Regions from separate parts of the Homo sapiens genome. Here region 1 is linked to region 2. Evidence: read pairs that join two places in POLR2A ChIA-PET (ENCODE). Cell type or tissue: IMR-90. All regions are shown on one strand. Each heading gives the region's core, and the rest is flanking DNA. Links, peaks and the distances in the headings are about the cores only.

Region 1 (16,161 bases), core at 4,335-9,334, 740 kb before region 2:
AGTCTCACTCTGTCGCCCAACCTCCACCTCCCACAACCTCCACCTCCCAGGTTCAAGCGATTCTCCTGCCTCAGCCTCCTGAGTAGATGGGATTACAGGCACATGCCACCACTCCCAGCTAATTTTTGTATAGTAGAGATGGGGTTTCACCATGTTGATCAGGCTGGTCTTGAACTCCTGACCTCAGGTGATCTGCCCACCGTGGCCTCCCAAAGTGCTGGGGTTACAGGCGTGAGCCACTGCACCTGGCCGATTCTTTCTTACTTCTAATGGCTAAAGGATCAGAGTTAAGCATACACATATATACGTATTTACTGAAGAAATTTTATTATTTTTGTCATACTCCTGTTTCATAAGTAACTTGTAAATTTAGCTATGCATTATATTATTCCATATTAAAGAGAAATATTGACTTATTAGCTTGTTTCTATATTTGTTAACTTATTAAATAATAGATAAACATTATTAGGTCTCATTTTAATTGTGACCTGACCATTTATAATCTGCCTTATAAGATAGATGTGTTTTGTCATTTATTTCACTTACAATTTTCCTGTCTGGGCACAGTGGCTCACACCTGTAATCCCAGCACTTTGGGAGGCGGAGGAGGGCAGATCACTTGAGGTCAGGAGTTCAAGACCAGCCTCCAACATGGTGAAACCCCGTCTCTACTAAAAATACAAAAAATTAATTGGACGTGGTGGTGTGCACCTGTAATCCCAGTTACTGGAGTGGCTGAAGCAGGAAAATAGCTTGAACCCAGGCGGCAGAGGTTGCAGTGAGCTGAGATCATGCCACTGCACTCCAGCCTGGCGACAGAGCAAGACTCCGTCTCAAAAATAATTTTTTTTCCTTAGTTAGCATTATTATATTTGTTTGAATTGAAGAATACATTTTAGGTCTGAAAGTTAGATTTGGCTGCCTGTTTTGAATAGATTATTTGATGAAAATATATTTAAAGCATATATAGAAATTAAAAAATTTTTTCTAATAAATTAAATGCCGAAGATGTAATGAAATGAACAGTCTTTCAGTTTTCCTGATGCTAAGTATGTTGAACTAAAAAGGATACCTCTAAGTGAAAGAGTAGCAAGAATAATTGAAAGTTTCTTAATATGTCTTGATAAAGCCTCTTTGTTACATTATCTCAAAATTAAGAATTTGAATGACTAATGACTGCTTAACTAATCCTTACTGATTCTTTTGTAAAACAGATGGTTTCTAATTCTGTCCTTTTAGCAAAATTGAAAATATACCTAATTGAGGTTGAGTGCGTGGCTCATGCCTGGTAATCCCAGCACTTTGGGAGGCCAAGGTGAAGAGTGAGAGGGAGAGGGAGACAGAGAGAAAGAATACCTAATTGAATTGTTAGGTGATAATGACCTATCTAAAAATTATATTTTAGTATCTGTGTTACTGGGCTAGGGGAAGGAACATATACTTTAAAAGAAATTCGAGAAGTAAGTTATAACAAGACTCCTTCTGTTCCCATCTACTTATTTATATGAGTCAAATTTCTTAGTGCTTTATGTCAACAAAGAAATTTAAAATAAGATGGTAGCGAAAATTCTCATTATAGTAAGGAGTGTTGGTTACCGTGGATATCTGAACTCATTTAGAAACAAAGTAATTCATCTTCTTAGAAAATGCATTTCTGATAAAATTTCACTTTTTATGTTTAAAATTTATCAAAATTTGTAATATTTATTTGGTATATCCCTGTGAAAAGTAAAGCTGAATAAATATTGGAGATTATAAAAATGACAGAAGAGTAATTGTATCTATGCTGCAATTATGATTGTGTCGATACCAAGTGTACATGTGGACACGGACTTAGAACAGTTGTGTTAGGATGGCCAATTATGGGTGATTTTTTAAAAATAATTATAGAAACTAGTTTGTTTTTTAATGTATAGCAAAAAGAGGAGCAGAAAACAGAACTGTAAACAGAGAGAGTGAAGGCAGGATCAGTGTAAGGACAAGTTAATTTAAGAGCATTTCCTCAAGGATGTAAGAATGGAGCCAAAAGTCGTGAACAGACCATGAATTAGGGTGTGTGGAGAATGAGAGAGAGTAATTCTAGCAAAGACGCATGAGGCAGGCAAAGGGTTGTCCTTGCATGAATGATAAAAGCAGGTGACAGGCAAGGGGCATGTCTTACCTCTACTTGTACCTCAGCTCCTAACACAGGGCCTGGCACAGATTACACTGTCCATAAATATTCATTGAACTGAACTAAATGGCTTAATTTGAGCTAAAGCTCTGTGTTGGTGAGAAATTTCAGGGAAACCACTTGGTGGACTAAGGAAATTTTGTTTTGCTGTAGTGGAAAGTACAATACAGTCAGTATTTTCTTGGGTTTAGAGATACGACAGCTTGTAAATAGCCGAAGGTCACTAGCGAAGCACCATCTCTTCTTTGTTAGTGCACCCACTAGAGCACAGTGTCCCAGAATTCCTTCCATCAAAATGCATCAGACACATTCCATATCCTAGCGTCAGGCTGGTTACTACGTGACATCAAAGAAAATTATGTCCGTCTTCGCCTGATTTTTCCTCTCATACTTTGGGGTTTGTAGATTGAACCTTTCAAGGCAATTTTCTCACCTATTCTTTCTCTTACCCCTTGGATTATTTTTCCTGACCAAACCTTGTGAGGCAGCGCTGGGACTGCCCTACTGTGGTGGCATTTGATCCCCAAGTCTCTAATGAGAAAAGTGCCCGCTTTCTCTAAGGTTCTTGCCTTTCCTTGCTTGCTTACTTTTTCTTTCTCTTTCTCTTTCTTTCTCTCATTCATTTTCTTTCCTTCTTTCCTCTTATGTTTCTCTTTTTTCGCTTTTTTCTTTCTTTGCCCTTTTGCTATAACTTTAATTTTCTGCATTTCATTTGTCACCAAAAAAGCTCTAAGCAGCTGAAATTAAAGAAATTTAATTCACTGGCTGGGCGCGGTGGCTCACACCTGTAATCCCAGCACTTTGAGAGACCGAGGCGGGCGGCTCACAAGGTCAGGAGATTGAGACCATCCTGGCTAACACGATGAAACCCCGTCTCTACTAAAAATACAAAAAAAATCAGCGAGTGTGGTGGCAGGCACCTGTAGTCCCAGCTGCTCGGGAGGCTAAGGCAGGAAAATCGCTTGAACCCAGAGGCGAAGGTTGCAGTGAGCCAAGATTGTGCCGCTGCACTCCAGCCTGGGCGACAGAGCGAGACTCCGTCTCAAAAAAAGAAAAGAAAGAAAAAAAGAAATTTAATTCACTATGGGTTTTATAGAAATTTTAGAGTAACTTCAAAGAAAATTAATGTGTAAGGAATGGTTCCTCCTCTTCTTAGTAATGCTAGTATTCTTTTTAATCTTTGCCAGAATCCTAGGTTATTTCCAAAAACTCTTTCTCAATGATTAGAACTGAGCTTTCAGGTGGCCTGGAATCCAAGCACCTTGGCCTGGTTTTCTCAAAGGCAGAAGTGTAATTTACTCAAGGAGCAACCTGCTTAGGCCATTAAGGCTATGTCAGAGAAAACCTTTGTTCCTTGCAACCTTCCTGCCCTGCAATCTAATTTCATTTCTGCTACCCAGGATGAAAGAAATTTAAAAATGCCTCAAACTCTTCTTTAAAAAAAATAAATAAATAAGGCCAGGCACGGTGGCTCATGCCTGTAATCCCAGCACTTTGGGAGGCAGAGGTGGGCAGATTGCCTGAGCTCAGGAGTTCTAGACCAGCCTTGGCAATAGGGTGAAACCCCGTCTCTACTAAAAATACAAAAAATTAGCTGGGCATGGCTGTGGTGTGCCTGTAGTCCCAGCTACTCAGGAGGCTGAGGCAGGAGAATTGCTTGAACCCAGGAGGCGGAGGTTGCTGTGAGCCAGGATTGTGCCACTGCACTCCAGCCTGGGTGACAGAGACTCCATCTCCAAAATAATAATAATTTCATTTGAAATATTTTCATCTCATTCTAAAGATTTCTGCTCCCCACCCCCACCCTCCACTCTCCAATCATTTTGAACTAGTAAATTCGGTTACAGAGTGTGAAAGAACACTGTTCTTTATATAAATAGCAACATTTTGAACATGGGTCAGGAAGGTGTTAGACTTTTACTTGATTTATTATGTGTTTATCAAACTATCCCAGACAACTAGGATAAGCACAGGGGAGGAAAAACACAACCTGATCCCTTAGTGGGATTTGGAGAGATGAAAATTGAGGACCCTTTATGGGTATAGTGTGCAGTCTGGCCTGGCTGGAGTTGCACATCTTGGGGCAGAGAAGCTTGGCTCTGCCGTGGTGGGAGGCTTGCTCGCCTCCCTGGGATGCCTGCGCTCGTGCTGCCGCTCTGCGCTCCCTGTGGCTCATTCTCATTTTTCTATGGTCATTTATTATTCTCCCCCTCCCCTGTTTCATCATTTTAGTCCTTTATTTTACTTTTTTGAGAGTTTTTATGAACAGGTGTCACACACATTCTGACCCAAATGGATGACGGACCCTGTTAGACTCCGTCATCCAGATTCTGCTGTGTGGCTTCCAGCTCTCCAGCTCTGTGCAGTGGGAACACATTACCCACCAAGACTCTTCCCCTGAAGCTTACCTGGGGCTCTTGGCAAAGTGAGCTCAGAATCTCGAACTACCCACCTACTCAAGCTTTGGTGTCTTCCTCATTGCTTAAAGACTACTTTCAAATTTATCTTTCAGATTCTGCCCTGACCTCCACCCACCCCACACTCAGGCTGCCAATTCTCTTCCTAAAATACATACTAGTTATCCTCTTACATGCTTAAAATGTTCACTATCTTCTTATCCTAGAGAAAAAAAGATCCGAACTCCTTGGCCTAATATATAAAGACCCTACATGACACAACTTCATTTCTCCTCATCCCCCACCACTCTCCGCCTCACTTCATCCCAGAGTTAGCTAACCATTGGAGTCATTTGAATGTCTCACCATTCCCTAAACACACTTGATTATCAAGAGTCAGAGCTCTGTACTTGGTTTGCTTGACTTCCCCAAATACCTCCCTGAGGCCCTAGATCACATCTTCCTTCTGCAAACCCTTTCCTCCCCCAAGATACCCTGACTACAGCTTTGTTGCTGCTGTTGCGCTACATTGGCTGGATGTCGTCTTCTCCATCTCAGTTTGAGAGTGGCTGGCCCCAGCCTCCTGTCTGGCACAAATGTCAGCTAAATGAAAAAGGGCGTGCAGGAATGCACTGAGACAGACCTGATCGATGGCAGTCATACACATCTTCACGCCTTCACAGAGAGACATCACTTATTTAGCGAGCAAGAGCCAAGATCAAAGCTTGGAATCAAAAATACCTGTTTCTGAGTGGAGAAACTCTGTGAATTAGTCTTTGAATGACACTTGAAGGCATTCCTGGACTCTGCTTCAGAACTCTTGATACTGATGCTGGAGACTTATAAAATGTGGTCTTCTCCTTTTTAGGCTTCAGCTCTGGCGGCATGGACTATGGCATGGTTGGTGGGAAGGAGGCTGGAACCGAGTCTCGCTTTAAACAGTGGACCTCCATGATGGAGGGGCTGCCCTCTGTAGCCACACAGGAAGCCAATATGCACAAAAATGGTAAGAGAAGCACTGAAAGCTAGAGCCCCCAACCCACAGCAGGTCTTGATGAAACATCTTATAAGACTATTTTGAAGTACAGAACTTGGTATTCATTTTCCTTGTGAATCCTATGATTGCCTGTGGAGGAAGGTCAGAGTCATGTGTATGTTGAATTACAAGAAATATAAAGTACTAGTTCTAATTAAAGGGAGCAGAATTTTTCAGCCACCATGATTGAGGGTGGTAGCAGTGAACTTGGGCACCCACCAAGGTGAAACCCTAATAAGTTGGCTGAGGGAACAGAGTCAGCTTGTTGAGTTTGTTTTGCGGAGCAAGGGATCATAACAATACCTATCTTGTTGGTTGTTTGAACCATAATAAATTTATCGGCTTTAAAAAATTTTCCTGCCTTTTAATCTCCAAAAGAGGACTAATAGATCATAATACATGAGATTTGAACTTTTCACAAAGCTTTCTTATTCTATGTGAATTAGAGTGTCTGCAAGACAGCATTTAAGGGCATTGCAGGCTTTGGTCGTGATGTTGGTCGGCTTTTCCTCTCAGTTTCTCTCTATAAGGGCTTCTCCATTTCCTGTAAAACAGATAAAAGGTCTCAGAACCTTCCTTCAGCCTTTGTTTCAGTGTTTGTTTCATTTGACAGTAATTCACTTGGACTTAACTGTATCCATGAGAACCAAGTATAAATAGGTGTCCGGCTGTTCCTGCTGCAGCGCCCTGGCAGGCCCCAGCCCCAGCCAGGTCATTCAGTCTGAAGCCTTTCAGGTTTCCTTTATAAACCACTCTTTAATAAGCCCATCCAGGAGGCTGGTGAAATGCCCACGTGGAGCTCTCTGCCTGCCATCCCTAAGCATTATCATTTGGTTTCATGGCATGAAGTCAAAAATGATTTATTGAAATTGTAAAATCTGTTTGTGGACTGAATAATCTAAGCCCACTGATATCTACAGCTTTGGGCACTTTCAATGCTTCCTTAGGCTGATGATTCACCAGGTCCCCTTGTCCCCAAAGACATGATAGGTGCATGATAATAAATCTGAAATGGCATGTGAGAGGATATCTCAAAGGCAAAATCTCTACTTGCCTTTTTAGAGCTTATAGATCATGTTTTCCCATTTCCTTAGCAATCCCCAAAGTAATTGAGCTTGTCATTTTCCACTGCTTCACCATAATGTGCCTCTGAGCCAGATTTGTCAGTGGCTCCAGAAAAGTAAATGCCCTCTTAGCCTGAGTATGGAGGTAGTTTTGATAATATTCCCATTAGGCTGCATCACCCTGGAAATAATTTTATCCCTTCACAAGCAGCATCCTAAGAATAGATCAAGTGACCCAATATAGTATGTAAAATTCATTTGAGAAATAAGTAGACTGGTATCTCACTGATACCTAAAATTTTATTCAAAGTGCATGTTCTGTTAGTTCAAGGTAATTTTAAGCTTTTAATTATTTTCCTGCCCCATAGCATATAAAATGCATGATGGGGGCAGCGACAAAACCACTGAAGTGCTCTCAGGAAACCAGTTACAAAGGATTTGCTGTTCTTCATGTGTGAGGCCACGGATCCCAGAGCTGCAGAGTTCATTGCTGGTCTTGTGCTGGCAAAGACCCTAGGCGGGAATTCCATCTCATTGCGTTGGAATTTAAAGCAATTGCAGATGCTTTTCCCTCCAATGGACTCTCTGTTTACACTGCTGCTTCCAGCTAATCTAAGCCTGATCAGCCAGCCCTTAAGAACCTGGGTGGATAGCATCAGTAGAAATTTAGTTAAAACCTTCTTATGTGCTACAAATGGTTAGAATTTTCCCCATTTCTCACTCTTGAGTCGTTAGCATAGAAACTAGGGATAATGGTCAGATTCCTAGTATGTGAACGTTTCATTAATTTCATAAGACCATGGAATTTTAAAACTGAAAGGAACATTCAAGCATGAGAACAATCCTGTGTGCCTAAGTGAGGAACTGAGAGGCTCAGAGAGGCGAAATGACTTGTTGTTGGTCATGCTGCTTAGTAATTCTGTGCTGAGTCTCGAATGCAACCTCTTATTCCAGTGCTGTTTGTATATACTCCATCAGCTTCAGAAGACTGTTTGCATTCCAGCGAATAAAAAATAGACAAGTTCTATTCATAGGAGTTATTCTGGATGATTTAATTTCCTCTCTTTTCTCAGGCGCTATAGTGGCCCCTGGTAAAACCCGGGGAGGGTCACCGTACAACCAGTTTGATATCATCCCTGGTGACACACTGGGTGGCCATACGGGTCCTGCTGGTGATAGCTGGTTACCTGCCAAATCTCCACCAACAAATAAAATCGGAAGTAAATCCAGCAATGCCAGTTGGCCTCCAGGTATTGTCTAGGAAATGCTTTTCCCAGGATAGCATTTGTTTTGTAATTGTCAGTTTCAGGTTCAGAATACATTGCTTTTGTGATTCATGTTACTAAGGTACTTGCTTTTATTTTTTTCATTCAATAATTGTCTGTTAGAAGCAAGGCATGTGCTGTGGGAAGATAGAAAATTTTCATTAGATGGGGAATCTGGGGATAAGTGACATTGTAGGTGGGACTTTGCATTCGTCCCATGCATAGGATGCCTTGTAACATGGGTTCTTTTGAAGTGTCTGTTGAATTGATTTGTTAGTTCTTAGGCAAGTGTGTATTACCAGTTAGCTTCTAGGTATGCAGTAGCGATTGCAATGAGATTATTTGTTAATTCTTTTCTTTCTGTCCCTCCCTTTTGTTGGATATAGTAATCTATTCTCATGATAGAAAAATGAGAACATTTAATAAAGCAAAAATTAAAATCAGTAATTCCATAAATATATATCCTCCTAGACCTCTTTCTGTGCATGCGTATTTGTGACATGAATATGTATAGTTTCGTTTTATTAAGGTAGAATTTTTTTTTTTTTTTGAAAGGGAGTTTTGCTCTTATTACCCAGGCTGGAGTGCAGTGGTGCGATCTTGGTTCACTGCAAGCTCTGCCTCCCAGGTTCAAGCGATTCTCCTGCCTCAGCCTCCCAAGTACCTGGGATTACAGGCGCCTGCTACCACGCCTGGCTAATTTTTTGTATGTTTAGTAGAGACAGGGTTTCGCCATGTTGGACAGGCTGTTCTCAAACTCCTGACCTCAGGTGATCTGCCCGCCTCGGCCTCCCAAAGTGCCGGGATTACAGGCGTGAGCCACCACGCCCGGCCAAAGTAGAACTGTATAATGCAGATCGTTCATATATAATACACATTGCTCTTTCTCATCACGATTTGGAAAATAAAAGTTTATTGTGTCACATAGCCTTAAAATTTTAAAATGATTTAAATTGACCAATAAAAAAATTCCGAGCCCTTATGTATATTCTAGGCTTTCTTTTGCTAAGCTAAATTATCCCTGCTGGTTATCCCTGGACATTCTGTGTAGCAGTATCATTTGTATTACATTTTTTGCATTTTGGCCAACATCTCGTAAGGAAAATGAGAAAGAGCACTGATCTCTAGCCCATATTTTCACCGGTTCTTGGCCTAGATGCTGGGATGATTCTTGTGAACACCAGAGTCCTTACTCCTGCTTTCCCTGCCTTCAGCCCTGAAGTCTCCTGGGAGCAGGAGGATCAGGTTACTGGGGACAGGCTCTGATGAGCTGTGGCTTCCAGTTGACTGCCACAGACAGTGTGATAAAACAAAGGTGCTGTTGGCAAGAGTATGTTCATGGTGATTTTTTTTTCCTTAATTTTGTGATGAAAATCTAAGAGACAATAAATTCAGTATTTATACTTTTCACAGACCCATTTCTTATGTCAAAAAAAGTACTATATCATTTTTTTTTAACGACCTTCCTTCTCTAATATTTGTTTTCCTTGTCTCAGAATTCCAACCAGGAGTGCCATGGAAAGGTATCCAAAACATTGACCCTGAATCTGACCCCTATGTCACCCCAGGAAGTGTGCTGGGGGGTACAGCCACATCTCCCATTGTAGATACTGACCACCAACTGCTGCGGGATAACACCACAGGTACTTGAGCAAAGCATCTCTTATATGTTCAACACCCAGCATTTTCATAGTTGTCAGTTTGTGACTTCATTTGTACTTGCTGGTACCTAAAAGTTTAACCAAAAAATGTAAAAAGATTGCTTTTCACTTTTATTTGTTAGACATATTTTGTCCTCCATTCTATTGAAGTTTAAACAAAATACTCTCAAGGTTTCACTGGTTATACTGACATTTATCTTCAGTATTTTCTTCTTGTTCTTTGTTACCCAAGGGTCTAATTCTTCCCTCAACACCTCGCTGCCTTCACCTGGTGCCTGGCCCTACAGTGCCTCTGACAACTCCTTTACCAACGTTCATAGCACTTCAGGTATGAGTGTGAATTTTTTGTTTCCCTTTGGTTAGCACTTTTTCATCAGGTTCCCTTTTATAAAGGAAACTGGCATGTATTTCATAAGATATACTCTTACAGAAGTTCAGTAGCATAGGTCAGTATAGATGGAAGCACATCTTTTCTGTTTGCTATGTCTTTGAGGAACTTCTAGTCTCAGGAAGGATGAGCCAGATACAGCTTTGGGATGAGGCCGGTAGTGACATAACTGCAGGGAGCTGGCATATCCAGAGGGCTGGAGTCACGTCCTAATGACACACATGCTTCTCTTTTAACAAGGCTGCCAAGAAGTCAAGGGTCATGAGAAGAACCAGTGAAGGCCAGGTTATTATTCCTAAGATAGCCAATAATAGCTAGCTTTTCTCTAAAAATCCTCCCACTTATAGACAAAGGCTAAGGGCAGATGGCCAAAGGAAAAAAAAAAAAGGACCTTGATTCATTTTACCATCATTTGGTAAGTTCCTCATGGTTTTTTAAAAGATATTAGGAAATGGAAAAGTTGGTGGATATAATAAAGGCTTTGAAGTCACTCACTGAGCATAGTGCCTTACTGATTGGTAGACATATTAGTAATTGGCACCTTTAGTTTGCACAAGTCGGACCTTAAGCTGTTAAAGTCATTATGACTTACGTGCTTTGCCCAGGCAAAAGCAAATAAAGTAGACCTTTGTCCAACTACGAAGACGCTGCAGGTTAGTGGGCTAAACATTGTCTTGTTCTCCTTCCCACCTCTCTGTCATATCAGCAGTGCAACAATAACCTACCACTCACTGAATGATCCCACAGGCCAGGCATCATGCTAAACCTTCCACGTTAATTTTTATTTTACCTTCACCAAAGGCTATGAGTAAGTCCTGTTGTTACCCCTATTTTGTGGATAAAGAAACTAAGTGAGGTTCTGAGAGCAGATATAACTTGCCTCAGTTCTGAGCAAGTATGTAAAGGAGACATCTCAATATTCCGGGTTTTGAACCACCACCCTACATTACACTTTTGTAGGATTTCTTTTACATGTAAAAACTTAACTCTGGTTACCCAACTCTTTTACACCTATAAATGCCCATATCTCAGATTGAACTATGTGTCTTTTTCCAACAGTTGAAAATTCATCTGAGAGATGGCCCAAGAATCACCTCAGACTTGTCTAAAACTGAACCTATACTTCCCCACCCCCAAAAGTGTCTTTCCTTCTCAACTCAGTTATGTTTCTTAATAATGATCTCATGCATCATTTAGTTACAAAACCTCAGTATTTTCTTCCTCTTTCCTCTCTCTCTCAATCCCTGGATCCAGGCAGTTATGATTTCTCTTTAGTGATTTATTCTGCAATCATATTTCAAATATCCATTCCTTCTGTTCCATTCTATTTACTATCACAGTAGTTTAAACACTCCATGCTGAATCAGTTGCAAAAACTCCTGATATGTAACCTCCTTTACCTCTCTGCCCCTGTGAACTGTTCAACCAAAATTGGGGGGGAACATATTCCATACACAGAGAGTTTATGTTGAACCTTGGTTTACACATTCCTGTTTCTTTGTGCCCATCCATTTATGTAAATCCTTCAAGAGCTGTCTTTATAAAGCCTTTGCTGCAAGCCCAGCGTTCTTGATCCCCTCTGCATATTGAGCTTACGTGATGATGTTGGGGTCACCACTTCTGTTGCTCATCTGTTCTGTGTTCCCATCTGAGCTTGAGGTTCTCAGGGATAATTGTTTCTATTCCTCACAGCACTGATTTCGTGCCGTATGCATAGTAAGCCCTTAGTGAATATTTCTTGATTGTTTTTAAAGAATCTATGTGAACATCAATATCTAATAGACTGGATCAAGGCACAAGAAAAGTGTAATTTACTAATTACTTTCTATTCAGTCAATGATTATTTATAGAATACTTTATTCTGCTAATGTTCACATTCTCACTGTTACCCAGAAGCTGGTATCTTTAGGAAGACTTTCTCCTTGAATGTGTCCTCCTTTTCAAGTCATTTTTAGCTAAGAAAGCAGTAGAGAATTGGTTATCTTATTAAATCTTTAATTCATATGATAATTCTATCAATTCAGAGTAGTAGTCACTGAAAATTTTATGTTCGTTATGCTCTAAGAACAGTGTTATTTTGTATTGCTGTGCTTAAAATGTGTACTATTACTTTTTAGAATATAAATGTGCATGTATTTATGTGTATGTAGATAAAACTCATGTGTATTTGTCAACAAAAGTGAACCGTCTAACCTTATTCCTTCCTTAATTTTCTCTTCTTACAGCAAAGTTCCCTGATTACAAATCAACATGGTCCCCAGATCCCATAGGACACAACCCCACTCATCTCTCCAACAAGATGTGGAAAAACCATATTTCCTCCAGGAACACTACACCGCTGCCCCGCCCACCTCCTGGTCTGACCAACCCCAAACCATCATCTCCCTGGAGCAGCACAGCACCCCGATCAGTCAGGGGGTGGGGGACACAGGACTCACGGCTCGCCTCGGGTGAGGAGGATCTGCCTAAAGGAACACCATTGTTCATCCACAAGGGGCTTATGTTAACACAGATGGTGAAGACACAAAGAGGTCTTCCCAAGAGAGGAAGTCATGGTTGTCTGCTTTTTCTTCTGGTAGAGGAAAAGGTACCTCTTGAGTGAGTGAAAGTCGCAGTCAGTATAAGGCAAAGGGACAGATGGAGTAAAATGAGTAAAAATGGCAGAGTGAGAACACTGGGAGGAAAATACTGTCTTGCAAATCAGGCATAAAAGTGCATAGGAGTCAGGGACCAGTAGAAGAGAAAAAGAAGGTCAGAGTCCAGTGGAAAAGAGAATTTATAAAAGCAGAGAAGAAATGTGAGCTACATGAAAATCTTTCTCCCTCATGGCTTTTCTTGTTTTTGTTTTATTTCTCTTCCTAACCATTTTTCTGGTTGCTCATAGCCTCTACCTGGAGTGATGGTGGCTCAGTTCGTCCTAGTTACTGGCTGGTTCTTCACAATCTCACCCCACAGGTAATTATGCTTTCTCGCAGTTTTCTAGATAGGACTTGATTGTATTAAGAGAGAGGGAAAGGTTGGGCATGGTGGCTCATGCCTGTAATCCAAGCACTTTGGGAGGCCGAGGCGGGTGCATCACGAGGTCAGGAGATCAAGACCATCCTGGCTAACATGGTGAAACCCCGTCTCTACTAAAAATACAAAAAATTAGCTGAGCATGGTGGCGGGCGCCTGTAGTCCCAGCTACTCGGGAGGCTGAGGCAGGATAACGGCGTGAACCCGGGAGGCGGAGCTTGCAGTGAGCCAAGATTGCGCTAGTGCACTCCAGCCTGGGCGACAGAGTGAGACTCCATCTCAAAAAAAAAAACAAAAAAAAAAGAGGTAAAGATGGGGGTTGGTTTCTCACACCTGTAATCCCAGCACCTTGGGAGGCCAAGGCGAGAGGATTGCTTGAAGCCAGGAGTCTGAAATCAGTCCAAGCAATATGAGACCCTGTTTCTACAAAAAATTAAAAATTAGCCAGGCATGGTGGCACACAGCTGCTCAGGAGGCTGAGGTGGGAGGATCACTTGAGCCCAGAATTGCATTGCATTGCACTCCAGGTTGGGCAATAGTGCAAGACCCTTTCTCAAAAAGGAGAGAGAGGGAAATAGATGTGGGAGGCTGGCAGATATGAAAGTTCATCTCCTGATCACTGCAAAGAGGTCTTGACTACAGGAGTGGGTGTCCCCTCCCCACCCAAGGTTCACAGTCTACTTCTGGAGAAGGGTTGATGCTGGCCACTAGGCTTCATGCCTGCCTTCAAGATGATGATAACACATACAGTTTACAAAAGTGAAAGTTAGTTTTATAAGCTAGTTCATAAAACTAGGTAAAACCCACTAGAGAGTGGGTTTCTGCAGATCTTACGGGGCAGAGAAAGAGAAAAAAACAAACAGAGTAGGGTGGTATTTTCTGGTGATTTCTGTGTAGTAGACACGATTTGCTATACAAATGTGCATGTTAGTATCTGGAACCTAGTGGAAAAGGGAGTATTTTAAGGACACCCAAAAGCTACCTGTTTCTGTGTTAATCCTCCAAGAAGACCTGAACCTATACTTCCTATCCCTGAAAGTGTCTTCCCTTCTCAACTAAGTTCTTTGTTTCTTAATATGGATCTCATGCATCATTTAGTTACAAAACCTCAGTATTTTCTCCCTCTTAAAACATATTAACCATTTTTGTGCTCTGTAAATAATTAACCATCCATCTCTCCAGTGGAAGAGATCATTTGACTTCATAGTTTATAAATGCTACATGGGGCCAGTCGCAGTGGCTCACGCCTGTAATCCCAGCACTTTGGGAGGCCAAGGTGGATGGATCACGAGGTCAAGAGGTCGAGACCATCCTGGCCAACATGGTGAAACCCCGTCTTTACTGAAAATACACAAATTAGCTGGGCGTAGTGGCACACGCCTGTAGTCCCAGCTACTCGGGAGGCTGAGGCAGGAGAATCACTTGAACCTAGGAGGCAGAGGTTGCAGTGAGCTGAGATTGCACCACTGCACTCCAGCCTGGCGACAGAGCGAGACTCCATCTGAAAAAATAAAAAAAAGCTACATGGGTGTGTTTAACTCTCCGTCTATTATCCTCTTCACGTGTAGATGGCATTACTATAATTTGCTCTCATCAGACCATATCCGCTAGGTGGTTTTCTATTGGAGGAGCTTCATTTGCACCAAGCCACTCTGCCTTTCACCTTGGTTGCTAGATAACTGAGGTATTTGCAGAAGCATTATGTTGAGCACCTGAACGAGGTTAAATGGGCTCATCAAAACTGAGTCCATCACAACCTTTACAACACCTTGTTAAAAGGAGTCTGTTATGCCTCCTGTTTTTGACATACAAAATGCATTCTCTGGCATTTAATTCATATATGGATTCATGCACACTTTATTAAGCCAACATTTTCCAGAGTGTTGTCATGAGATATGATTAGGTCTCTGGCCTAATATGTTTGACATGTATACTTGGTTAAACAAAACTAAGCAGATTTTTTCACTTTGAGACTTCTTAGGCCTTTTAATACGCTAACACATATTATGATTCTCTGTGGGGAAATACATCTCCTAAATACATTTGCCCATTTGTAGGGAGTAAATCACAGGACTCGTATTTCAAGATGCACATTGAGGTAAACAATTTCCTAAATACAGTTAACATGAGGGAGAGTGTGGGTCAGCTCTTAATCTCTGTATCTAATCAACTCAGCTCAAAGTTCCAAGTTACGGCCGGGCACGGTGGCTCACACCTGTAATCCCAGCACTTTGGGAGGCCGAGGCGGGCAGATCACAAGGTCAGGCAATCGAGACCATCCTGGCTAACATGGTGAAACCCCATCTTTACTAAAAATACAAAAAATTAGCCGGGTGTGGTGGTGAGCACCTGTAGTCCCAGCTACTTGGGAGGCTGTGGCGGGAGAATGGCATGAATCTGGGAGGCGGAGCTTGGAGTGAGCCGAGATTGCGCCACTGCACTCCAGCCTGGGAGACAGAGCGAGACTTCATCTCAGAGAAAAAAAAATTTTTTTTTTAAGTTCCAAGTTATTTCTTTAGCAAATAGTTGACTGAAATATGAAGAATCTTGTATGACCATCCTCAAAACTATGTATACCTCCTATTTTCTAAGAGTTGTCACACAATGTGATTATGTTATGATGAGATTGAGAGAAGCAGTAAGAGATGCACTGTTTTGAAAGAAGCCTGGGCAGGCCAATCGGCTGTTCACTTGTTCTATCTTATGAAAAATGCTGGCCAGATGTGGTGGCTCATGCCTGTAATCCCAACACTTTTGGGAGGCTGAGGCAGGTGGATCACCTGAGGTCAGGAGTTCCAGACCAGCCTGGCCAACATGGCGAAACCCCATCTCTACTAAAAAGACAAAAATTAGCCGGGTATGGTGGTGGGTGTCTGTAGTCCCACCTCAGTCGGGAAGCTGAGGCAGGAGAATCGCTTGAACCCGGGGGTGAAGGCTGCAGTGAGCTGAGATCGCACCACTGCACTCCAGCCTGGGTAACAGAGCGAGACGCTGTTTCAAAGAAAAAAATGTTAATTATACACATACATCCATATAAAATGAATATGGGGGTGGCCGTGTTTGGGTTAGAACTAATTTTAAAATGAAAGCTTCCTAAAAGCAGACTAATCTCTATCATAGCTTAAAAGGTTATAAGAGCAAGTCACCTGCTCTCCAGCCTGGG
Region 2 (16,161 bases), core at 2,180-7,179:
AAACACGTGGATGAACAGCCCGGAATCCACTCTCATCAGATAAGAGAAGAATCCAGCTGCCTCTTGCTGCACCACAGCTCCCTTTCCCTGGGGCTGTGTTTCCGATTCCTCTTGGCTCTACTTTCCCGGCCTCTGCCTGGTGGCCTGAGAGCTGCGGGCTATGGCTGGCCAGGGGGCGGGCCCAGGCGCGGAGCATGTGTTTTGAGCATTAGTGGAATCTGTCGGATTAGTGCTTCCTGCTCATGCTGGTTTCACAGAGAGAGCAGAGGCAAGATGGATGCGGGAGGCACAGGCGTGTCCCCGCGGTCCTGTAGTGTGGGTACAATGGCTTTATTTCAGACTTTGTCTGCCGGTTTCCAACTTGGCTTATCCATGTGTCCGTCCCCTGCAAGTCCACGCTGCTTCCGCTGTGGAGTCTACAGACATCTGGTTATCGAGGGAAGCATTTGTCCAGCGAGGATTCAAAGCCAGACACAAAGCCACCACTGGCTTGAGTACCATGGATGGGGTTTATAGGGGAGTGAGTTCTGAGTCCCTGCCTGCTCCCGCAGCCCACCCACCATGGCGAGGAGCAGCCGCTGACTATGCCGACCTGTTTAGTGTCGCCAGTGATTTATGGCCCAGTGGGGCCCAGCTGTTGGCCGTGGACACAGCAGCTGCTCAAGGTTAAGCAGGCCCTGTGTGAGGGATGCAAGTCACAGGATGGACCCAGTGCAGTTGTTCCCTCTTGGGGTCAAGGGGGCGATCATGTTGCCAGTCTGAAAACCAACGCAAGCTAAGGAGGGCTGTTCCCTGCAACACACATGCACTTGCCCCCTCCAGCTAAGGCCCAAAGCTCTGCTCTAAGTCTGAATCCGCTGCGTGGCTGTTGGTGCCAGGCTGAGCTGAGAGGCTGTTCAGGAGGCCTTGTGCAGCCCTGCAGGAACATGTGGGTTGTCAGAGCTGCTGCCCTGTTGTCCCATGGCATTACCTGATTGTCACCCAAGAAGGAACGTGCCTTGGAGTAAGGGCTGAGAGAGGAAGGGAACAGCCAGCTCTTTATGGAACCCTCACCATGGGCCAGGCCCTGTCCAAATGCTTTCCTTGGGTTTTCACATCTAACCCTTGCAACAAGTCAGTGGGGTAGACTTTACTAATATTTCCCTAAACCTCCTGAAAATGGGAGTTCAGAGAGGGTGAGGAAACTGACCAAGGTCACACAGCTAGGCTAGTGCCTGTCTCTGGGGCCAGAATTTTTTTTTTTTTTTTTCTGAGATGGAGTCTCACTGTGTCACCCAGGCTGGAGTGCAGTGGCGCAATCTAAGCTCACTGCAACCTCCACCTCCCGGATTCAAGCAATTCCCTGCCTCAGCCTCCCGAGTAGCTGGGACTACAGGCACCTGCCACCACGCCCGGCTAATTTTTGTATTTTTTTTTCAGTACAGACAGGGTTTCACCACCTTGGCCAGGGTTGTCTTGAACTCCTGACCTCGTGATCCACCCACCTTGGCCTCCCAAAGTGCTGGGATTACAGGCATGAGCCACCACACCAGGCCACTTCACTCTTTTTAATAGCCAAATAATATTCCATTGTATGGGTATCCCACATTTTCCTTAGCCACTCTAGTGATGGACATTCATGCTGTTTCCAGTTTTTCACTATTATAAATAATGCTGCTATTAATATTTATGTAAACAATTTTGTGTGGACATATGTTTTCATTTCTCTTGGATATATACCTAGGAATGGAATTGCTGGGTCATATGGTAACTGCTTAACTTTTTGAAGAACCACCAAACTTTCTTTTTTCTTTTTTTTTTTTTTTCAAGACAGTCTCGCTCTGTCACCCAGGCTGGAGTGCGGTGGTGCGATCTCAGCTCACTGCAACCTCTGCCTCCCGGGTTCAAGCGATTCTCCTGCCTGAGCCTCCCAAGTAGCTGGGACTACAGATGGGCACCGCCACGCTGGCTCATTTTTGTATTTTTAGTAGAGACGGGGTTTCACCATGTTGTCCAGGCTGGTCTCAAACTCCTGGCCTCAAGTGATCACCCGCCTTGGCCTCCCGAAGTGCTGGGATTACTGGAGTGAACCACTGCACTTGGCTTCTTTTTTTAAAAGGCAGGGTATTGCCATGTTGCCCAGGCTGGAGTGCCGTGGCTGGCTGTTCACAGGTATGATCCCACTACTGATCAGCACGGGACAAACTTTTTGAGAAACCACCAAACTGTTTTCCCCAGTGATGTACCATTTCACATTCCTACCACTAATGTATGAGGGTTGCAATTTCTCCACATGTTCACCAGCATTTGTCTGTCTTTGATTATAGCCATCCTAATGTGTATGAAGTGGTATCTCACTGTGGTTTTGATTAATACTTGGTCTAATGGCTAATGACATTGAGACTATTTTCATGTACTTATTGTCCATTCATGTATCTTTTTTTTTAGAGATATCTTTCTCTAAAAAGTTTTAAATCTTAAAAATTAAATCCTTTAAAAAATCTTTCTCTAAAAATAGTTTAAAAACTATTTTAAAAATTAAGTTACTGTGGTCGGGCTCGGTGTCTCACGTCTGTAATCCCAACACTTTGGGAGGCCAAGGCAGGCATATTACCTGAGATCAGGAGTTTGAGACCACCCTGGCCAACTTGATGAAACCCTGTCTCTACTAAAAATACAAAAAATTAGCTAGGCGTGGTGGCAGATGTCTGTAATCCCAGCTATTCAGGAGGCTGAGGCAGGAGAATCTCTTGAACCTAGGAAACGGAGGTTGCAGTGAGCCAAGATCGTGCCACTGCATTTCAGCCTGGGCAACAAGAGTGAAACTTCATCTCAAAAAAAAAAAATTAAGTTATTGTCTTAAAAAAATTTTTTTTTAATAGAGTCAGGGTCTCACTGTGTTGCCCAGGATGGTCTTGAACTCCTGGGCTCAAGCAATCCTCTTGCCTCAGTCTCCCAAAGTGCTGGAATTACAGGCGTGAGCTACCACGCTGCACCCAGCCTATCTTTTTATCATTGAATTATAAATATTCTTTCTAATACTCTGGATACATGATTTGCAAAGATTTTCTACCATTCTGTGTGCTGTCTTTTTGCTTTCTTTTTTTCTCCACTTTTTTATTTTTTTGAGATGGAGTCTTGCTCTGCCACCCAGGCTGGAGTGCAGTGGCATGATCTCTGCTCAATGCAAGCTCCGCCTCCCGGGTTCACGCCATTCTCCTGCCTCAGCCTCCCGAGTAGCTGGGACTACAGGCGCCTGCCATCGCGCCCTGCTAATTTTTTGTATTTTTAGTAGAGACGGGGTTTCACCGTGTTATCCAGGAGGGTCTCGATCTCCTGACCTCATGATTCACCCGCCTTGGCCTCCCAAAGTGCTGGGATTACAGGCATGAGCCACCGCGCCCAGCTGTCTTTTTGCTTCTTGGTAATGTCCCTTGAAATACAAAAGTTTTCATTTTTTTTTTAGACAGGGTCTGACTCTGTCACCCAGGCTGGAGTGCAGCAGCACCATCTTGGCTCACTGCAGCCTCCCCCTCTTGAATTCAAGTGATTCTCCTGTCTCTGCCTCTCTAGTAGCTGGGATTATAGGCACCCACCATCACACCTAGCTAATTTTTGTATTTTTAGTAGAGACAAGGTTTCACCATGTTGGCCAGGCTGGTCTTGAACTCCTGACCTCAAGTGATCTGCCCACCTCCACCTCCCAAAGTTCTGCAATTACAAGCATGAGCCACCATGCCCGGCCTAATGATTTTAAATATGTGTCAGTGGTCCCCAAGACTGCTCTCAGGATGGATGATTTATAAGGAGGACTCAGAGGACTTAGCATGTAGTCATTTTCACAGCTAAGATTTATTATAGTGAAAAGATACAAAGCAAAATCAGCAAAGGGAAACAGCTCATGGGACAAAGTCCAGAGAAAACCAGACACAAGCTTCCAGAGTGCTCTTCTAGTGGAGTCAACATATTACATATCTAATTCCTCCAGCCGCAAGTTGTGATAACATGCGTGAAATGTTGTCTACCGGAGAAGCTCACTTGAGATTCAGTGCCCAAGTTGTTAAATTGGGGCTGGTCACGTATGCACTCTCTGCCTAGCACATACCAAAGTTGCAGACTCACAGAAGGAAAGCAAGTATTTAGCATAAACCACATTGTTTGTATAGTTTAGGCACAGTGAGCCACTCTTAGGAGTCCTGAAATCCATTTCTCCAGACATTAACCAAGGGTCAACCTTGAAAGCATGAATTTCTAAGGATAGCAGTCTCACGCCCACCACGTTAAGTCTTTTCTACACAAGATGTTAAACCAGTTTTGCATCATAGGGATAAATTCCTTTGATCATGGTGTGTAACTGGTTTTGTTTTGTTTTGTTTTGTTTTTACAGACAGGGTTTCATTCTATCAACCAGACTAGAGTGCAGTGGCAAGATCATAGCTCACTGCAGCCTTGACCTCCTGGGCTCATATGATTCTCCCACCTCAGGCTCCTGAGTAGCTGGGATTACAGTCACACACCACCATATCTAGCTCATTTTTTTGGTATTTTCTGTAGAGACAAGGTCTCTCTATGTTGCCCAGGCTGGTCTCAAATTCCTGGGCTAAAGCAACCACCTGCCTGAGCCTCCCAAAGTGCTGAGATGAGCTACTGCGCCCGGCCTGTAACCCTTTTTATATATTGTGGGATTCAGTTTCCTAGTATGTATTTTATTCAGGATTTTTGTGTCTAAATGAACAAGGGATAATGATCTGTGGTTTCCTTTTCTTGTGATATCTTTTTGTGGTTTCAGTATCAGAGTAATACCGGCATCATACAATGATTGGAAAGTGTTCCCTCCTCCTCTGTTTTTTGTAACAGTTTGTGAAAGATTGGTTTAAGCATATTGATTGGCCTGTTGCAGTAGCTAATGCCTGTAATTCCAGCACTTCGGGATATCGAGGTGGGAGGACTGCTTTAGCAGGAGTTCAAGACCAACCTGGGCAACAAAGCAAGACCTGATCTCTTCAAAAAAAATTTTTTTAATTAAAAAAAAAATAAGGCCAGGCGCGGTGGCTCACGCCTGTAATTCCAGCACTTTGGGAGGGCAAGGCGGGCAGATCACCTGAGGTCGGGAGTTCGAGACCAGCCTGACCAACATGGAGAAACCCTGTCTCTGCTAAAAATACAAAATTAGCTGGGCGTGGTGGTGCATGCCTGTAATCCCAGCTACTCGGGAGGCTGAGGCAGGAGAATCATTTGAACCCAGGAGGTGGAGGTTGCAGTGAACTGAGATGGCACCATGGCACTCCAGCCTGGTTGATAGAGCAAGACTCTGTCTCAAAAAAATAAATAAATAAAAATAAATAAATAGGCCGGGCGCAGTGGTTCACGCCTGTAATCACAGCACTTTGGGAGGCTGAGGCGGGCGGATCACCTGAAGTCAGGAATTTGAGACCAGCCTGGCCAACATATTGAAACGCAGTCTCTACTAAAAAATACAAAAATTAGCCAGGCGTGGTGGCAGGTGACTTAATCCCAGCTATGTGGGAGGCAGAGGCAGCAGAATCATTTGAACCTGGGAGGCGGAGGTTGCAGTGAGCCGAGATCGAGCCATTGCACTCAAACCTGGGAAATAAGAGCGAGACTTCTCTCAAAAAAAAATAAATAATAAATAAATAAATAAATAAAATTAAGTAAATTGGTAGAAGTTTCCTATTACTGCTATAACAAATTACTACAAACTTAATGACTTAAAAAAGCACAAATTAATTCTTTTTTTTTTTTTTGAGACGGAGTCTCTCTCTGTCACGCAGGCTGGAGTACAATGGCACAATCTCGACTCACTGCAACCTCCACCTCCCGGGTTCAAGCGATTCTCCTGTCTCAGTCTCCCAAGTAGCTGGGATTGCAGGCCAGCAGGCCCACACCCCCACGCCTGGCTAATTTTTTGTATTTTAGTAGAGACCGGGTTTCCCCATGTTGCCCAGGCTGGTGTTTTTAACTCCTGAGCTCAGGCAATCCACCTGCCTTGGCCTCCCAAGGTGCTAGGATTACAGGTGTGAGCCACCACGCCCAGCCACAGATTTATTCTTTTACAATTTTGGAGATTGAAAGTTCAAAATGGGTCTTACAGAACTGCAGCCAGGTGTCAGCAGGGCTGGTTCCTCCTGGAAGCTGCAGGAGAGGAATCCGCTTCTTGCTTCTTCCAATTTCTAGAGGCTGCTCATGGCTTTTTCTTCCATCCTCAAAGCCAGCTAAGTGGCAGCTTCTCTTTTAGACTCTACGTACCTCCGCTTCCTTCTTCCTATGGCTTTGGAACCTTGACTCTTTCTGCATCCCTCTTATAATTTCCCTTGTAATCACATCTGGTCCACCCATGTACTCCAAAATAATCTCCCCACTTTGAGATTCTTAATTACATTTGCAAAATCCCTTTTGCCATATAAAGGAACACTCATAGGTTCTGCAGATTAGGGCATAGATATTTTGGGAGGGCCATTATTCAGTATTCCATAATTGGTATTAATTTTTCTTTGACTATTTGGTAGAATTCACCAGTGAAGCTATCTAGGCCTGGATTTTTCTTTATGGAGAGTTTATTATTATTATTATTATTATTATTATTATTTTGAGACAAGCTCTGGCTGTATCTCCCAGGCTGGAGTAAGGTGGCACAATCCCAACTCACTACAACCTCTGCCTCCTGGACTCTCGCCGTCCTCCCACTTCAGCCTCCCAAGTAGCTGGGACTATAGGCGTGCACCACCATGTCCAGCTAAATTTTGTATTTTTTGTAGAAACGGGTTTCTGCCATGTTGCCCAGGCTGGTCTCAAACTCCTGAGCTCAAGCAATTCAACCACTTCAGCCTTCCAAAGTGCTGGGATTACAGGAATGAGCCACTGCACCCAACAAGTTTTTATTATTAATTTGATGTCTTTACTTGTTATAGGCCTACTCAGATTTTTGGTATCTTTTTGAATCAGTTCTGGTAACTTTTTTCCTAGAATTTGTCCATTTCATCTAAGTTACCTAATTTGTTGGACTACAGCTGTTCATAGTATTCCCTTGCAATCTTTTTTTTTTTTTTTTTTTTTGAAACAGAGTCTCGCTCTGTCGCCAGGCTGGTATGCAGAGGTGTGATCTTGGCTCACTGCAACCTCTGCCTCTTGTGTTCAAGCGATTCTCCTGCCTCAGCCTCCTGAGTAGCTGGGATTACAGGTGTGTGCCACCACACCTGGGTGATTTTTGTATTTTTAGTAGAGACCATGTTGGTCAGGCTGGTCTCGAACTCCTGACCTCGTGATCCACCCGCCTTGGCCTCCCAAAGTGCTGGGATTACAGGCGTTAGCGACTGCGCCCAGTATAATCTTTTTTTTTTTTTTTTTTTTTTTTGATACAGGGCCTTACTCTGTTGCCCAGGCTGGAGTGCAGTGGTGCCATCTCAGCTCACTGAAACCTCTGCCTCCCGGATGCAAGCAATTCTCCTGCCTCAGCGGGTGCCTGGGATTACAGGCGCCCACCACCACTCCCGGATAATTTTTTGTATTTTTAGTAGAGACGGGGTTTCACCACCAACGTGGATATGTTCTAAGAGGCCCAGTGGATGCCTGAATCCTCAGATAGTACTGAACCCTATATATACTATGTTTTTTCATATACATACATACCTATGATAAAGTTTAATTTATAAATGTATAAATTAGGCACAGTAAGAGATTAACAAAAATAACAATAAAATAGAACAATTATAACAATATACCACGCTCGTGCTTTGGGACCATTATTAAACCGAATAAGGATAACTTGGACACAGGCACTGCAATCCCAAGACAATCTGATAACTGAGAAAGCTACTAAGTTACGGCCAGTAGCATCTAGAGCCTGGACAAGCTGGACAAAGGGATCATTCTCATCCTGGGCAGGACGGAGTGAGATGGTGCGAGATTTCATCATATTACTCAGAACTGCTCGAAATTTAAAACATGAATTGCTTATTTCTGGAATTTTCCGTTTAATATTTTCAGAGGGCGTTAACGGCAGGTAACCACAGAAATCAAAATTGCTGATAAATGGGGGGGGATCTAGTGTAGTATAACACTCTGGCTGGGATTAATAGCAATTTAATTCCAATTAATAAACTACAACTTTACTTCTCTGTGGCTGTTTTCCACCTCCTTTGTGCTGTTATTGTCACAAATTACATTTTTTTCTTAGATAACATGTCCTTGAAACAAATTACATTTTTATACGCTGTGTGCTCATCAACAGATTTATAATTCTTGATTTATGCAGTTGTCTTTTAAATCACACAGGAGAAAAAAGATAAACAAAATGTATTTATACTTGTCTTTTGTATTTACCTATATAAAAGTATGTACTCTGCTGGTAATCCCCAATTACAATGGCCCAAGAGTTCTATAATGCAGAGATTTTCAGGGCTGAAAAAAAAAGCCATCTGCTTTGGTATTTCAGATCTAAGTACTTATAAGGAGTGGCTTGGGAGCAGTAGCCTTAGCAAGAGGTAAGACTTAACTTCCCCCAGGGGCTATGAGCTGAAAGGCAAAACTGGGAGTAAAGATGTTGGCTTCTCAACCCTGTTTCAGAAGGATTGAAGGTGGCTACCACCTTCAAGCTCAGCACAGGCTCATTTGTAGAAGACCAAAGAACAGTATTGAGGCTTAAAAGGTATGTCTAGGCCGAGCGTGGTGGCTCACGCATGTAATCCCAACACTTTCGGAGGCCAAGACAGGCAGATCACCTGAGGTCAGGAGTTTAAGACCAGCCTGGCCAACATGGTGAAACCCTGTCACTACTAAAAATACAAAAATTAGCCACTGTGGTGTCAGGTGCCTGTAATCCCAGCTACTCAGGAGGCTGAAGCATAAGAATTGCTTGAACCTGAGAGACAAAGGTTGCCGTGAGCCAAGATGGCGCCACTGCACTCCAGCCTGGGGGATAGAAGCGAGACTCTGTCTCCAGAAAAAAACCCAAAAAACAAAAAAGATGTGTTTAGATGAGATCTTTGGCTGTAGTCATTAGCACAATTAAGCCAACAGCCAGAAACCTGCTAAATGTTTGAAGGAATTATATTACCAAAGAAACCACTAGCTGGCTCACAAAAATTATAGCTACTCAACCCCTGAAGCCATTCCCAGGCTCCAAAACCTGCACTAGCAGGATGCAGGCTCTGAAAACTGGGCAGCTTACAACAGGCCAATCTCTCCAGGGCCCACCTCTCCCGTGTCCATGGGGGATAATGCCAAAGGAAGAACCTCCCAGAAGGCAGAGCTAGGGGCTATCAGACAGTTGTACCCAACAACTAATTCTACTGCCATACAAGAGAATCCTCCCTCTTCCTGCCCAGATACCTTTACCGACTGCAAGGGACAAGCATCTGCAGCGTGTTTCATATCCCCGCATTTTTGGAGTGCTTTTTTTTTTTTTTCTTTTGAGACAGGGTCTAGCTCTTGTTGCCTATGCAAGAGTGCAGTAGTACAGTCAGGGCTCACTGCAGCCTCAACCTCCTGAGCTCAGGGGATCCTCCCACCTCCACCTCCAAGGAGCTGGGATTACAGGTGTTCATGTGCCACCATGCCAGGCTAATTTTTTTATTTTAATTTTTTTTGTAGAGATGGGGTCTTTCTATGTTGCCCAGGCTGGTCTCAAACTCCTGGGCTCAAACGATTCTCCTGCCTCAGCCTCACAAAGTGCAGGGGTTACAGGAGCGAGCCACCACACCCAGCCCAGTGGTCATTTTTATTGTGATTATTTTTTTCCTATTCCACAACTGTATATTGAAAGATAGTTTGTCTTTCAGTTTATAGGTAGTACCTATATCCAGACCTAATGAATAGTTATGGACTGTGAGCTGAACACACTGGGAGTAAAGATGTTGCCTTTCCAACCCTGTTTTCTCTGCTGCGGAGCAAGTGAGTACTTTACGTGTGAAAAGATATATATTTTTCCACATATATATAAAAATATATATATACACCTCTATATATTGATATAGATGTATATATATATACTGACGATATAATTTATCATTCAGTCTATGACACTTTAAAACATCTCTATTGTTATTTTTATCTATTTATTTATTTCGAGACAGGGGCTGGCTCTGTCGCCCATGTTGAAGTGCAGTGGCAAGATCTAGGCTCACTGCAACCTCCACCTCCCCGGCTCAAGCGATCCTTCCACCTCAGCCTCCCCAGTAGCTGAGAACACAGGCATGCACCATCATGCCCAGCTAATTTTTGTGTGTGTGTGTGTGTGTGTGTGTGTTTGAGATGGAGTCTCGCTCTGTTGCCCAAGGTGGGGTGCACTGGCGTGATCTCAAGTCACTGCAACCTCTGTCTCCCAGGTTCAAGCAATTCTCCTCCCTCAGCCTCCCGAGTAGCTGGGATTACAGGTGCCCGCCACCATGCCTGGCTAATTTTTGTATTTTTAGTAGAGACGGGGTTTCACCACGTTGGTCGGGCTGGTCTCAAGCTCCTTACCTCAGGTGATCTGCCTGCCTCGGCCTCCCAAAGTGCTGGGATTACAAGCCTAAGCCACCATGCCCAGCATTTTTTTTTTTTTTTGAGACAGGGTCTCACTCTGTTGCCCAGGCTGGAGTGCAGTGGCGCAGTCATAGCTCACTACAACTTCAAACTCCTGGGCCAAAGCAATCCCCCTACCTCACAGTCCCAGGTAGCTGAGACTACAGGTGCAAGCCATCGTGCCCAGCTAGCTTTTGTAGTTTTTGTAGAGATAGGGTTTCGCCATGTTGCCCAGGCTAGCCTTGAACTCCTGTGTTTAGGTGATCCTCCCACTTTCAGCCTCCCAAAGTGCTGAGATTACAGGTGTGAGCCACCACGTCCAGCCTACATCTACTCTCAACTCTTTTGGATATATACCGGGGAATTGCTGGATTATAAGGTAATTCTGTGTTTAACTTTTTGAAGAACCACCAACTGCCAACTGTTTTCCTTTCTTTTCTTTTCTTTTTTTTTTTTTTTTTGAGATGGAATCTCGCTCTGTCGCCCAGGATGGAGTACAGTGGCACAATCTCAGCTCATGGCAACCTCTGCCTCCCAGGTTCAAGCAATTGTCCTGCCTCAGCCTCCCACGTAGCTGGGACTACAGGCACATGCCAGCACGCCCAGCTAATTTTTGTATTTTTAGTAGAGACAGGGTTTCACGACATTGGCCAGGCCGGTTTCAAACTCCTGACCTCAGGTGATTCGCCTGCCTCGGCCTCCCAAAGTGCTGAGATTAGAGGCATGAGCCACCCTGATGGCCCTGCAGAATCTTTTTATCCAGCTTAGACCACACCCTGAGGCTGACACACAGGTATCCAGCTGCCTGCTGTCACTAGTGCATGGTCCTTTCACAGGCCCATCTGTCTTGATGGCTTCATCATCTGTAATTTGCTAGGACTGCTATAACATAATACCACAGACAAGTAGCTTAAACAACACAACTTTATTTTCTCACAGTTCTGGAGGTTAGAAGTCCAAGATCAAGGTGTTAGTTTCTCCTGGTGCCTCTCTCCTTGGCTTCAGATGGCTACCTTCCTACTGTGTCCTCGTGTGGCCTTTTTTCTGTATGTACACATCCCTGGTGTCCCTTCCTCTTCTTGTTAGAATACCAGTTATAGGCTGAGCTCAGTGGCTTACACCTGTCATCCCAGGACTTTGGGAGGCTGAGGCAGGAGGATCACTTGAGCCCAGGAGTTGAAGACCAGCCTGAGTAACATAGTGAGACCCCATGTCTATTTCTTTTAAAAAAATTTTTTTTAATTAAAAAAAAGAACACAGCTGGGCGTGGTGGCTCACACCTGTAATCCCAGCACTTTGGGAGGCTGAGGTGGGTGGATCACCTGAGGTCAGGAGTTTGAGACCAGCCTGACCAACATGGTGAAACCCCATCTCTACTAAAAAAAAATACAAAATTAGCTGGGCATGGTGGTGCATGCCTGTAATCCCAGCTACTTGGGAGGCTGAGGCAGGAGAATCGATTAAACCCAGGAGGCAGAAGTTGCAGTGAGCTGTGACTGCGCCACTGCACTCCAGCCTGGGCAACAAAAGCGAAACTCCGTCTCAGAAAAAAAAAAAAAAAAGAACACTAGTTATAACACTAGTCATACCGGATTAGGACCCCACTCTAATGACCTCATTTTAATTTAATCAGCTCTTGAAGGCCCTTTTCTCCAAATATGGTTACATTCTGAGGTACTAGGGGTTTGGACTTCAACATATGAATTGGCGGGGGAGCACGATTCAGTCCCATATATCATCTTTCCCAGAAATTTTGCCTTCATTTTTCACTGAGTCATTCAATACACGTTTACTAAACATGTAGAATGGCACTTAATGCCATGTTTGTGGATGAGGCTGTCCAGGGATAGGTTGTGGTCATAAAAGGCTAAGAATAGTGCCCTAGGGAACTCAGCCTCTTTTTCTTTCTTTTTTTTGGGGGGGTGGAGGGGTAGACGTGGGGTCGTCCTGTGTTGCCCAGGCTGGTCTCCAACTCCTGGGCTCAAGCCATCCTCCTACCTCAGCCTCTCAAAGTGTTGGGATTACAGGCGTGAATCAATGTGCCCAGCCTGAGCTCAGTATTTTCTTTTCTTTTTTTATTTTATTTATTTATTTTTGAGATGGAATGTCGCTCTTGTTGCCCAGGCTGGAGTGCAATGGTGCAATCTCAGCTCACCGCAACCTCCGCCCCCCCGGGGTTCAAGTGATTCTCCTGCCTCAGCCTCCCGTGTATCTGGGATTATAGGTGCCCATCACCATGCCCGGATAATTTTTGCATTTTTACTAGAGATGGGGTTTCGCCATGTTGGCCAGGATGGTCTCAAACTCCTGACCCCAGGTGATCCACTCGCCTTGGCCTCCCAAAGTGCTGGGATTACAGGCATGAGCCACCACGCCTGGCCTATTTTATCTTACTTTATTTTATTTTATTTTTTAGAGACAGGGTTTTGCTATGTTGCCCAGGTTGGTCTTGAACTCCTGAGCTCAAGTGATCCTCCTGCCTTGGCCTCTCAAAATGCTGGGATTACAGGCATGAGCCACTGAGCCTGGCCCTTAGTGCTGCATTTTATTTGTTTTGTTTCGTTTTGAAATAGGGTCTCACTTTGTCGCCCAGGCTGGAATGCAGTGGCTCGATCAAGGCTCACTGCAGTCTCAACTTGCTGGGCTCAAACAATCCTCCCATCTCAGTTTCCCAAGTAGCCAAGGACTACAGGGCAGGTACCACCACACCCAGCTAGGTTTTGTATTTTTTAGAAACGGGGTTTTGCCACGTTGCCCAGGCTGGTCTCAAGCTCCTGGGCTCAAGTAATTTGACTGCCTTGGATTCCCAAAGTGCTGGGATTACAGACGTGAGCCACCACACCAGGCCAAGCTCAGCATTTTAAAAGCGGGGGAGGAGAGCCCAGAAAATGAGATTGAAGAGCAGTGAAACCTCCCCATTGCCAGCACGTGAATGCTCCCTTGTTCCCCTCTCTCCCCATCCCTCTGGTGTGACAGCAGTCCCAGTTCATTCGCTTCTGATGTTGCATTCCAGTGGAGGCTTCCTCCGCTTGGAGGTCTACTTGGTCTCCAAGGAAGATGGGGCAGAGAGGGAGTCTAGACCTCCTAGGGACCTGTAAAATCTTTGGCATTTCCTCTTCGGTTCAGTCTCTATCAGCAGTGGCTGGAGGTGTTTTGCTCCTCAGTTACCAAAGGGCAAAGTCACCTCATCACCATAGAATTCATTTTCTCCCAACCTCACACCGGGTAGTCACACGAAAAATATAATTTATTCCTATTGGTAGGATTTTGCCTTGTTCACTTCAAAATGATAAAGATTCCCTGGCCTTTTTGTTCCAACAATTCATTTGCTTTTCCCCTAAGCCTTTTTTTCATAAAAATGATTAAATGACGGCCGGGTGTGGTGCTGCACGCCTGTAATCCCAGCACTTTGGGAGGCCGAGGCAGGTGGATCACCTGAGGTGCGGAGTTCAAGACCAGCATGGCCAAAATGATAAAAACCCCGTCTCTACTAAAAATACAAAAAATTAGCCACGCATGGTGGCAGGCACCTGTAATCCCAGCTACTTGGGAGGCTGAGGCAGGAGAATCGCTTGAACCCGGGAGGCCGAGGTTGCAGTGAGCTGAAATCAAGACACTGCACTCCAGCCTAGGCAACAAGAGCAAAACTCCATCTCAAAAAAAAAAAAAAAAAAAAAAAGAAGATTACCTGAAAAAGATTAAATGTAGGCCGGGCATGGTGGCTCACATCTGTAATCCCAGCTCTTTGGGAGGCCAAAGCAGGCAGATCACTTGAGTTCAGGAGCTCGAGACCGGCCTGGCCAACATGGAGAAACCCGGTCTCTATTAAAAATACAAAAATTAGCCTGGCGTGGTGGTGGAAGAATCACTTGAACTCAGGAGGTGGAGGTTGCAGTGAGCCAAGATTGTGCCGCTGCACTCCAGCCTGGGTGACAGAGTGAGACTGTCTCAAAAAAAAAAAAAAAAAAGAAAGAAAGAAAAACGAAAGATTTCCTACTTTTGGAGACCCCTGAATCCCTTGGCCTCTGCAGCACTTCTCCTCTCCTTCCTCCATGACCATGCCTTCTGAGTCGACACTGTGCTGTTCCACATACAGCCAGCTCCTTAGATGATGCGTTTCTCCAAGGTCCAGGACCCTCTTCTGTTTTAGCTTTCTCCGGTCTCCCTGGGAAAGCTCATTCACCCCTTAGCATCAAGTCTTAATTATATGCTGATACTTTCAAAGGCTAATCTCCGTTTGCAACCAATTTATCATGTTTCATATCAGTATTTCTACCTGCTTAGTGAATAATAGGGTTAGAAAGATTTTGGTTAAAGGATATAAAATTTCAGTTAGACAGCAGCACACAGTACAAGAGATCTATTGTAAAACATGTAACTATAGTTAATAACAATATGTTGTATACTTGAAAATTGTGAAGAGTAGATTTTAAATGTTCTTTTCACAAAAAAGATGTGTGTGAGTTAATGGATATGTTAATTAGCTTAACGAGCTTGATTTAGCCATTCCACAATGTATGCATATATCAAAACATGGGCCCGGCTCAGTGGCTCATGCTTGTAATCCCAGCACTTTGCGGGGCCGAGGCAGAAGGATCACTTGAGCCCAGGAGTTTGAAATCAGCCTGGGCAACCAAGTAAGACCCTGTAACTATAAAAAATTTAAAAATTGCTCTTTCTCAGTGACCGGGTTCTAGGCTTAGGCGCAGACGGGTTAGGGGAGCCAACATGCCAGTGGCCCGGAGCTGGGTTTGTCGCAAAACTTACGTGACCCCGCGGAGATCCTTTGAGAAATCTCGTCTCGACCAAGAGCTGAAGCTGATCGAAGAGTATGGGCTCCGGAATAAACGTGAGGTCTGGAGGGTCAAATTTACCCTGGCCAAGATCCGCAAGGCCGCCCGGGAACTGCTGACGCTTGATCAGAAGGACCCACGGCGTCTGTTCGAAGGCAATGCCCTGCTGTGGCGGCTGGTCTGCATTGGGGTGCTGGATGAGGGCAAGATGAAGCTGGATTACATCCTGGGCCTGAAGATAGAGGATTTCTTAGAGAGACGCCTACAGACCCAGGTCTTCAAGCTGGGCTTGGCCAAGTCCATCCACCACGCTCGCGTGCTGATCCGCCAGCGCCATTTCAGGGTCCGCAAGCAGGTGGTGAACATCCCGTCCTTCATTGTCCGCCTGGATTCCCAGAAGCACATCGACTTCTCTCTGTGCTCTCCCTATGGGGGTGGCCGCCCGGGCCGCGTGAAGAGGAAGAATGCCAAGAAGGGCCAGGGTGGGGCTGGGGCTGGAGACCACAAGGAGGAGGATTAAGCCCACCTGTCCCTCCTGGGCTGCTGCATTGTCTAGTTTTCCTGCCAAATAAACAGGATCAGCGCTTTAAAAAAAAAAAAATTTTTTTTTTTTTTTTTTTTTTTGAGACGGAGTCTTGCTCTGTCGCCCAGGCTGGAGTGCAGTGGCGCGATCTCGGCTCACTGCAAGCTCCACCTCCGGGGTTCACGCCATTCTCCTGCCTCAGCCTCCCGAGTAGCTGGGACTACAGGTGCCCGCCACCACGCCCGACTAATTTTTTTGTATTTTTAGTAGAGACGAGGTTTCACCGGATTAGCCAGGATGGTCTCGATCTCCCATCTCCCGACCTCATGATCCGCCCGCCTCGGC

The links. ChIA-PET counts read pairs that join two places held together with the same protein. Peaks named below come from ENCODE experiments on the same cell type or tissue, not always from the same donor. Only the 100,000 strongest peaks of a DNase experiment are listed, where the experiment ranks them.
Region 1: POLR2A ChIA-PET joins it to region 2 with 5 read pairs; 1 of 35 experiments calls an interaction of 5 or more read pairs at or near these places.

Annotation. Positions count from the first base shown.
Region 1 is chr22:40,303,075-40,319,235 of GRCh38, forward strand. TNRC6B (trinucleotide repeat containing adaptor 6B) reads left to right here. Exons shown (of 23, transcript NM_001162501.2): 16 at 5,438-5,575; 17 at 7,743-7,919; 18 at 9,431-9,577; 19 at 9,828-9,923; 20 at 12,209-12,433; 21 at 12,868-12,938. Among named protein-coding and RNA genes, the nearest start is that of ADSL, 35 kb to the right of the region's middle. In IMR-90, for the core only: no CTCF peak of the experiment used is centred there; DNase peaks (open chromatin) are centred at 7,147 and 7,587; H3K4me3 peaks cover 646 bases; H3K27ac peaks cover 1,045 bases.
Region 2 is chr22:41,048,824-41,064,984 of GRCh38, forward strand. It overlaps the pseudogene RPS9P2. Among named protein-coding and RNA genes, the nearest start is that of SNORD140, 17 kb to the right of the region's middle. RefSeq lists enhancers at 1-519, 520-1,328, 15,524-16,024. In IMR-90, for the core only: a CTCF peak has its summit at 2,222; a DNase peak (open chromatin) is centred at 4,138.